Linked DNA regions of Homo sapiens: region 1 is linked to region 2. A link is a contact called in ENCODE Hi-C or POLR2A ChIA-PET data. All regions are on one chromosome and are shown on one strand. The core of a region is the stretch at or near the end of the contact, and the rest is flanking DNA. Distances in the headings are between cores, read along the strand shown.

Region 1 (4,660 bases), core at 1,834-4,333, 340 kb after region 2:
CCTGTTCATGAGAAGCTCACCTCCAAGTTCTACCAAGCCATTCTCACCCAACACTGACACATAATTCCCTCCCCACTCTCCCACGCTTGGAAGGCGAGATGGTGCAGTAAAAGAGCTTTGGAATCTGACAAATTGGCAACTGAATCTTTACGCTGCCCCTCTACCTCTGTGACTTCAGGCAAGTTATTAATCTTCCTAAGTCTGGTTCCTCATTGAAAAATAAGAATCATAAATGTTGTATGGATAAAATGCAATAATTTATGCAGAAGCCTAATAAATTATTACAGCAGAGGCCTAATAAATTATTACATTATTTATTTATTTATTTATTTATTTTGAGATGGAGTCTCACTCTGTCGCTCAGGCTGGAGTGCAGTGGCACGATCTCAGCTCACTGCAAGCTCTGCCTCCTGGGTTCAGGCCATTCTCCTGCCTCAGCCTCCCAAGTAACCGGGACTACAGGCGCCCGCCAACATGTCCGGCTAATTTTTTGTATTTTTAGTAGAGACAGGGTTTCACCGTGTTAGCCAGGAAGGTCTCAATCTCCTGACCTTGTGATCCGCCCGCCTCGGCCTAACAAAGTGCTGGAATTACAGGCTTGAGCCACCGCGCCCGGCCATATTATTTTTTTATTTGACTTGCTCATATACTTGAATCAGTAGGGGCATTTGTTGAGCACTGACCATGACAACACAGGTGATATACGATGCAACGGTGTCAGACCCCGACAAAGAGTGCGCACACGGGCATGAGTGGCTCTGATGCAGGACGGCAGGACGGCATCAGCACCAGCCTGGACTGTGGGGACACCAACAAGGGAGCGCTTTATCCTGGGGGAAGAAAGTCTCATGAATTCAAGCTGGTCCTTCAAGGATCCTTAGAACAGCAGCATTCTCTCTACTGGTGCACATAGATGTTAAAGATGTACCATCTAGGAATAGGCTGCCTAAGATGGAACCCCAGCTCTGCCTCTTATTACCAACCTAACCTTGGGCAAGTTACTTAAGCTTTTACGTCATAATTTCTGCAGCTGCAAGACAGAGCTCATGTTAACACCTACTTCATAACGTGGTTACGAGGATTAAATGAGATAGTTGATGTGACGCACAAGCCTTCAGTACATTGTCACAAAGAAATTCCTCAAGAAATGTTGGAGGTTAATGGTACTGTGGGAATTTTATTCCTGGAAAAGGGAACATTTGAGCAAAGAGAGGAATGCACAGGATAATTAAAGGAATATCTTGTGGCTTAGTTTGACTGAATCATAGCACATATTATGGGAGAAAAGGCAGGTCCTCAAGTAACCTCTCTGGGTTAGTCTTTGCATTCACTTGCGACATTTTCTCGATTCCATCAGTGTACATTCCGTGTCTCTCTCTAGTTCCTGGACTCTCTAAGACTGGAGCTCACATTGTAACCACTCAGACCACTCAGCCTTCTCTTTTCCATGAGAATCATCTTCCATCCCTATTTTCAGACTATTCTGGTTTCATCAGCTTTTTAAGACAATTATTAATATTTTGATGAAGTTGGCAGTCTAGTAATGACAGTGTGATCACTCAACCTGGTTATAGAGAAAAACATGTTTGCAAATTTTCCATCTGGTGAAAAGTCTAAAGGTCCCAAGCTCATTTCTGTAATCTCTCAAATTCCAGTGCCTATTCTAGAAGGGGGCTTGGTCAGACTGGACCAGACAGCCACCCTGAACCTGGAGGGAACAAGCTCAACAGCACGGGGACAGGGATGGAGGTGAGGACACCAAGTTGTGGGTAGGCTGCAGGGTCTACAGAAGAGTCAGTTCATTTTTAAAATGAGATGCCTGTGAGTCCCCCATGTGAATCAGCTGTCACTGCAGGGTACTCATGCTGTTCCTATCATATCATTGGGATACTTTTCAGAGCATGGTTCCCAATACTCAGAACCTTTTATTTTATTTATTTTTCCCAGAGAGGTATTGACGTATTTGCATAAAGAAATAGAAGTTGCTGTCTCATGGACTTTTGGATGCAGAATAATTATTTTGCAAAACAATATGAATAAACAGCAGAAAAAAAGTAGGAAAATAGAAAGAGAAGCAGATGCCCCATCTCCAGGGTGTGAGTATCATCACCTCACGTTTACATCAGAGTTCCTGAGTATCACTCTCAGATCATAGTTATTTTACTCTTTCCCCCAATATCTACAAGTACAGTCTGACACTGTGCAAAGCTACCAGTGTCCCCTGAGGGTTGTTTGCCCCTAATGGGTCTTCTCTCTGCCCTTCCCACTTCAGCTTCCAGTCTCAGGTCTCTTGCCCCAGCAGAAGCCCTGCCCCTCACCGTGTGGGGACAGGAAAGGTCCCTTCCCAAGCACCACATTATCAACTACTATTGGACCCACCTGGGCAATTTGGCAGCCTATGTGCCCTGGCATTCTGGGACAGCTTAGGAGTGTCTGAGAATAGACAGAGATGGCCCAGAGCTGCAGCTGCACAGCTGAGGCAGAGAGTGCCCCAGCGCCCCAGCCTCAGGCAGCCTCCTCGGCCTCCCTCCCAGGAGCAGGCTGGCTGCACAGCTGATCCTCACTAATCCCGCTCCGTAGAGCCAAACTGCTTGATTTTCATATATCTATGACTTGCGTGTTCTTTACATCGCCTGCTTTATTTTCAAACCTGTCAACAGGCCTCTGAAAAGGTTGCACACATGAGCAAAGGTCTGGGCAGCTGCAGGAAGGACAGAAGCAGCCGCAGGCTGGGCAGGAGGGGGAAGGCCTGGGGTGGCAGCCCAGCTACAGCAGGGCAGGCACTCAGACCTGGGAGACTGAGTCAGGAGAACATGGACTTCCCATTTTGGGGGTTTTGTCTCATCAAAACAAAAACCAGGCATATGTTTTTCTGCCCTGAGATCCTATCTGGTTAGATTAGCAAGCTGGCTATAAATCTGAGATGGACCACAGACTTACTGAACTATATTTATCAAGTTTCTTAATAAAGCAAAGGCCCAGAAGCCTTTGAGAGTGAACACTGTTTTTTTCTGACAGAGACATAAGCCAGCAACAAGCAGTTTATTGTTGTTGTTCAGTTGCCAAGTGGGTGATTCAATTAAAATAGGAGCTACATCAGATCTGTTTGTATGAACCCACAGCGTTGCTATTTGTAAAGGGGCCCTACTTCTCGGACTTACATCATTGCTATTTTTTTTTCAAGATTGTTTTAAGGTCTCTAAAAGAAGACTCACAGGTTGAGATTTGCCTACCGCGTTGTGCCGACAAAGACCAGACAGTCAGACTGAGGCTGTCTCTGAATATGGATGTTGTGCCAATCATTGTTTCTAAGCTGACAGGTCAATTCAATCTAACAATGGAATTCAAGATAATGAAAGCCAGAATATCAGAATAGAAGAGGATCTTGGGAGTTACAAGGCATGACTCCTTCATTTGAAGCTGAGGAAAGTAAGGACCAATGACTTTGCTAGACTGGGACTTGAAGGCAGAATTATTAGGGCTCTTTCCAGTGGACTACACATACCCGCAAGCTCCCTGGCATCTTGAAATAGAGTCTGGTTCAGGAGCTTCATGTCGAACCAGATAAATGTGTAACACAATGGGAGAGAGGAAAACCCGGGTGCCATAGATGGGAAGAACAGTATTGTGGGCTCTCATATCTACAGGTGTCCTCTCAAATTAGAGAAGTAGCCTCCAGATTTTGTTTCACCCATAGACCATGTGGAGAATTCAGTCTCTGATGGGCCCCACAAAAAAACTATAGAGGAGATGGGGCCCGGTGGCTCACGCCTGTAATCCCAGCACTTTGGGAGGCTGAGGCGGGCAGATCACAAGGTCAAGAGATAGAGAGCATCCTGGCCAACACGGTGAAACCCCATCTCTACTAAAAATACAAAAATTAGCTGGGCATGGTGGCAGGCACCTGTACTCCCAGCTACTCGGGAGGCTGAGGCAGGAGAATCACTTGACCCTGGGAGGTGGAGGTTTCAGTAAGCCGAGATCACACCACTGCACTCCAGCCTGGAGACAGAGCAAGACTCCGTCTCAAACCTAGAGGCAAAATAGCAAGATAATCCAGGGACTAATGAGTAATGCAGAGGAAACATACCTTTTCTGGTGGACGCTAATGCACTCTTCAAATATTTCAATGTAACAGGATTCTAAGTTGGAAGTTTTAATTGAAGTATCATGATTTAATAAATATCAGATACAGAAATATCCAAAAAGCCACCCAATAATGATTTCACATTTCATGATCCTCTCTTTGGAGAAGCCTGCACTATGAATACCTCACAACCCTCAAAGAGTGTGGCATGGGAGGGCATCTGTTCCTCCCCTCAAGTCCCTTAGGAGAAGGCTCAGGGGATGACTCAGGAGTCTATGATATGTCCCCTTGCAGGTAGAGGAGTGATGCGGACTGGTGCCCTTCTCTCACCCTTACAACGTGAGGGATGGCCTGCTAAGGGGGAGATGATGGTGTTAGGCAGCTTACTCCCCTGGAGTTTGTTAAGATGATGCACTCAGAGTGTTCAAGGACCAGATGTAGGCCACGTTGGGGAGCTGGCATTGGGATGGTCGGCAGAGGTTTCCAGGGGCTAACGAGAAGATATGTGACCACTAGAGCAGAAAGCATCACAGCATCCGAGGGTCTGAAGGTAAAAGACCACCAGGGAGCAGA
Region 2 (4,887 bases), core at 1,484-3,983:
CGCCCCCCACCTCCCGGCACTCTTGGAGCTGGAGGGAGTTGTCACAGAGGTTTTCATGGTTCTGCTTAAAACTACTAAGTCCACCTAGAACACAAACACAGAAGGTGAGTGTGACTGAGATTTCAGAGCTGGCAGAGAATGCCACCTCCCCATTAGAATGAGTTTGCATTGTAGCTCATGCATATTTTAAATACATATATAAATATGTATTTAAGCAAAAAAAATAAAAATAAAAATAAAACAAAACAAAACAAAAACTAAAAGTCCATTTGGAGACCCAAGACAAGCTTCGGGGAGTATCACTGCATGGAACACTTTGGAAATGTGCTCTTTCTACAAATGAGGGCATGTTCCCCTAGCAAGAGTTCCACGCGGCATCAGGCAATCTTCCTCAGCTGCAAATGTGACCTGCCTCAAAGAGCCATATGCTCAGTGGCCTACATAGAACCCTGTGCTTTGGGAGCCAAGAAAGGCACAGATGACCTCCTCGGGTGGAATCTCAGCACCACAGGAGCATGTCTTGCACCCTTCATAGCTCACCTCACCCAGAGGGACAAGTTTGCTCCCAATACAGCAGAGTGGTTACAAGCAGGAACATTGGAAGAGACAGGTTATCTTGATTATAATCTGGGTACCATCATTTCCTGACACTATTACTTAAGTTCATTTATCTCTGTGCTTCAGTTCCACCATCTGTAAACTGAGGGTGATGGTGTCTCCCTTTGAGTGCAATTGTGAGCCTGAGATAAATGAATACGTGTAAAATACTTAGCACATCTCCTGGCACACAGTAGAACTCAGCAGGCATTCACTATTTTAATTTATATTATTTATATGATTGCCCACAGGTGAAATCAGCAGAGAAGTACTTGGAAAAGACAAGCCAGGGTGGGGTGTGAAGGACTGCTCTTATAATCTTTTTTGATATTCTCCACGTAGGGCCCTGACATTTATCAACCCTGACTTTCAGTAGAACAGAATGTGAGAGCAGCGCGGTTGCTTACTCCTCGACTTTCCAAGGCTTGTGGGCACATAAACCCATCAAGAAACCTCTTTTGGATGTGTGAATGCATGCTTTTGAGCTTACGGCTCTGCTCTGCCTCCCACGAGTTATGGGTCTAGTATAAAAAGCTTATAAACTGTGCTTATTTCTCCATTTTTAAAATGCAAACCTTCCCCTGAACAAGTGCAATCTCACTTTTGGGAATGGATCTTAGGGAAATCATCTAACCAAAGATAGTTAGCTAGATATATGGAGATGTTCACTACAATGTTATCTGTTTTATATATATTTTAAAAAGGCCAAGTAAAACACAAAAATAAAAGAAAAAAAGTTATTACATTCATTCCACGGAGTATTATGTAGCCTTTAAAAGAGTAGTTGCAAAAAGGATGTGAAAATAAATAAAACATTTTGGTTTAATATTAAATTTTTTAAAAGCTAAGTAAAAAACATTGACCAAAAGCTGAAGAACTGTACAAAAAACGAACAATTGTTTAAATTAGGGAATTTACGGATCATAGTTTATTGTTTAAATTTTCTGCTAATATTTTTACACACAATGGCATGCACAGATAAACCCAAAGGATTATTACAAAGCTCAAATTATAATAATATACATGTAAGTGCTATAAAATCTGGATTGACATTATTAGTGCCAACTGAGCTCTAACCCTACTCAAACAGAACTAGATACACTCTGGCTTTCCCTTTGAAAAGAGGGGGAAGTGGAAAAGTCCTATTAGCTGAAAGCCACCAGAACACAACATCTACCCTCAAAGACAGATGGCTTGTGGCTGTCTTGATAGTTCCAGGAGATAAGGCAGAAAACCCAAAGCATGAACAAGAGACGGTTATGTTGCAATAAGGACAGGAAGTCTATCTGTCCACTAGCCTCTGAGCCTGGCATATGTTCTTCTCCATTTCAAGTCTCATCTTTGACAAACCACAGCGGGAAACTCCAGACCATAACCTAGACCGAGTCTCATGACTTTTCACAACCAATGGACCCGGAGCTGGCTGTGTAAAAGAGAGAAATCATATTTTCCTTAAGGTATGGTTATGATCCAAAGAAAACTCAAAGGGCAATATTATGTTCACTTTACTCATTGAAAGTAAGAAGTCAAAACCTACCCTAGCTTTTTGAAAAGAAAAACAAGAGCTATATACGAATTTCAGTTGATTTCTAGAATTAACCTCTGCCCTTACATATGATAGTTTATTCTGCTAGGCAATTATGACAATAAAGTTTGAACCTGAAGAGATAATTCTGAAGTAGAAGAAAGAAAATATGGAAAATAACTTCACCAGTGAAGACTTAAAAAATAAATAAGATAAAAACTACCCATTGTCATCATCACAGCCTCCACAAAAGGGATTCTGAAGAGTTAAAATCTGCTCAGCTTCGCCTCCACAAAAACCCAAATTCCACACAGATTCTGTGATGGGAACCTAATTCACTTTTTTCTTCAAAAAAGGCAGTTGTTACATTTTTCCATATAAGATGAGAGGGAAGAACAATAAAACAAATTCAAAAGAAGGCTCTAAAAGCAGGGGAAAAACCTCTCTGTTCTTATTTAGGGTACTCAAGCTGTAATTTGTCTTAAAAGCAGCTAGTTTAAAAAAAAAAAAAAAAACCAACACATGCTAGAAAACCCCACACACAGAAAAAAGCAGCGTCCAGCTTTTTAAAATTCTGCCTCTACACCTCCTTTCTCAATGACATCAGCTGGAGGCTCCCCACCTGCCCAGTTGCCATAGCAGTTACACAAAGACATACAATGACATCAGTTGGCATGATATCAGCTCTTTGAGTGCAAACAATACAAGAAGAACTACTTTGTTTAAGGCCTTTGGTGCAACTGTGTTCTGGGGAGCCAATGATGTAATGCTAACAGGTGGCATGGGCCTTCCATTTGCCTAATGGGGGGAAAAAAACCCGTGGCGGAGTGGGGGGAGGAGGGAATTTGAGACAGACACACAGAATGCTCCAAATCACAGAGCATGCTTATGTGCAAAAGTATGGGTGCATTGTATGTTTAAGCCATGTAGGAACTCTGTTCTTATAATATTTGGAGGTGGGAGGGGTGGGGGTGGAGAGAAAAGGAGATATTACAATTTAAACATATAAGGTAAACAAGGAAATTCTCCTTGAGGGGTCTGAAGAAATAGTCTCCTGTTCAACTGCCACTCTGCTAATCAACTTGGGCATCAGTTTTCCATAAGGCTTATGCACAGCTCTGTACTGCAGTTAAAAACTCTCTCTGTGGACGGTGCTTAAAGTAAAAAACAACGAGTGGAAGCTCACAGTGGTGGCTTTTTCCAGAGAAGTCTGCAGGAAGGATTGTTTTCTTCTCTTGGGGAAGGGTTGAAATTGAAATCTGGAGGGGAGGGGGAAGAGTAAAGCTAATCTGGTTTTTCTTTTCCAGTTACTTTCCTCCGACCCTACCCCATCAAGTATCACCAGAGGCCAAAGTGACTGATCACTTAATGAGGAACCCTGATGATGTTATGTTTATTACTATTTAAGAATATTAGAACATGATAATTAACAAACAAAGCAGGAGCAGTGTAGCATGGAGGTTAAGAGCAAAGGTCAGAGACAAACCACACCTAGCTGCAGTTATGATTCTGCCTCCTAGCAGCTGTGAGACCCTGTGCAAGTCAGGTTCCCTCATTAAGCCTCAGTTTACCAATCTATTAAGTGGATGTAATATCATCTACCCATCAGGGTCATAGTTCAGGAAGCCTATGTAAAGGTTTTGATACACGACCAGGTATTCGATAAATAATGTCTTATTACCCCCAATATCATCACCTTTGTTCTAAATTCCAACAGATCTATGCACACGCATAGTCCATGAGAGCCCTAAGTGCAGTGCAGTGATTCAGAGAAGGAGTATTGAGGCTGGACTTCTTGGGTTTGAATCCCCAGCACAGCCAAACACTAGCTATGAGACCCTGGGCAGGTTTCTCACCTGTCTGTTCCTCAGTTTCCCTGTATACAAAACAGGGATAACAATAGTACCTACCTCACTGTACTGTTGTAATGATTAAAGTGGTTAATAAAGTACCTTAAAACAATGTCCAGCACATTGTAAGTGCTTTTTCTTTTCATCACTTTGGGAAACTACCATTTTAAAGATCTAAAAAAAAAAAAATCTGCTTAATATAAAGACTCTATATAAGTAAACTAATGTTCCTGAGTTTTTACTTTTAAAATTTTATTTAACAAAAAAGAATTAGGAACCAAGGTATCCGAGCAGTTTTAAAGTTTGCAAAACATACTTTTAACATAAAGAAAGCAACAGCTCCCTATTTTTCCTAAACAAATATATCTGATTTCACTTTGTTGGTCCTAGCTTTCCTAACAAACACTGTCTTTGCATTTCTGGTTTTTCCACAGAATTGGATTTTGAAAATAAAACTGTTCTTCCCTCCTTCTTCCTTTCCTCTAATTTCTACCAAGGTGGCTAACTTCCTTATGTGCACAAGAGCCTGCAGTTATTAGTGCGAACATATTGTAGCCATGAGCAACAATGCTGGGGTAGGGTGAGGCAAGGCGGGGTGGGGGGGCAGCAAACATTTTCAAAGCTTATGTCAAAAGTAGGTTCTCTGCCAAAATGAGTATGGTCAGTACATTGATTCTAAATGGCAGCAACAAAGAATACCTAGCACCCCTAAAGAACTATATGTGGAAATACTGCCTGCCAGTTTCTTCTAACACACGGTCAGTTCAGTGACAGTCCTACTGAAGCAATGGATTCTAGTTTTAGTGGGAAACTTCTCTTTATAGATGCATTTCAGCTCCTGTTGCTGTTTTGGCGACTGCAGTCCTAGAAACAGAAGAGTCCTCTGTAATGTGATTCAGAAGCAATGCGCTGGGT

The links. Hi-C counts contacts between places; a loop is a spot of excess contacts on that map. ChIA-PET counts read pairs that join two places held with the same protein, here RNA polymerase II (POLR2A). Pooled maps may share reads with other maps.
Region 1: a map of sigmoid colon shows a loop between it and region 2 (2.4-fold over the local background). The contact joins two enhancer-like sites. A Hi-C loop is called at or near these places in 1 of 168 maps with a recorded cell type or tissue (sigmoid colon), 2 of 37 single-sample maps with no recorded cell type and 3 of 50 pooled maps. POLR2A ChIA-PET finds 5 or more read pairs at or near these places in 2 of 52 experiments (AG04450 and activated naive CD8-positive, alpha-beta T cell).

Annotation. Positions count from the first base shown.
Region 1 is chr1:222,041,093-222,045,752 of GRCh38, forward strand. LINC01705 (long intergenic non-protein coding RNA 1705) reads right to left here. Exons shown (of 3, transcript XR_001738485.2): 3 at 612-830. Among named protein-coding and RNA genes, the nearest start is that of LINC01705, 16 kb to the right of the region's middle. Within about 2 kb of position 3,084, at least 5 of the 41 ENCODE cell types and tissues checked have a DNase peak (open chromatin) inside an H3K27ac peak, as active enhancers do.
Region 2 is chr1:221,706,383-221,711,269 of GRCh38, forward strand. DUSP10 (dual specificity phosphatase 10) reads right to left here. Exons shown (of 4, transcript NM_007207.6): 3 at 1-84. Among named protein-coding and RNA genes, the nearest start is that of DUSP10, 33 kb to the right of the region's middle. RefSeq lists an enhancer at 1,627-1,736. Within about 2 kb of position 2,734, at least 16 of the 41 ENCODE cell types and tissues checked have a DNase peak (open chromatin) inside an H3K27ac peak, as active enhancers do.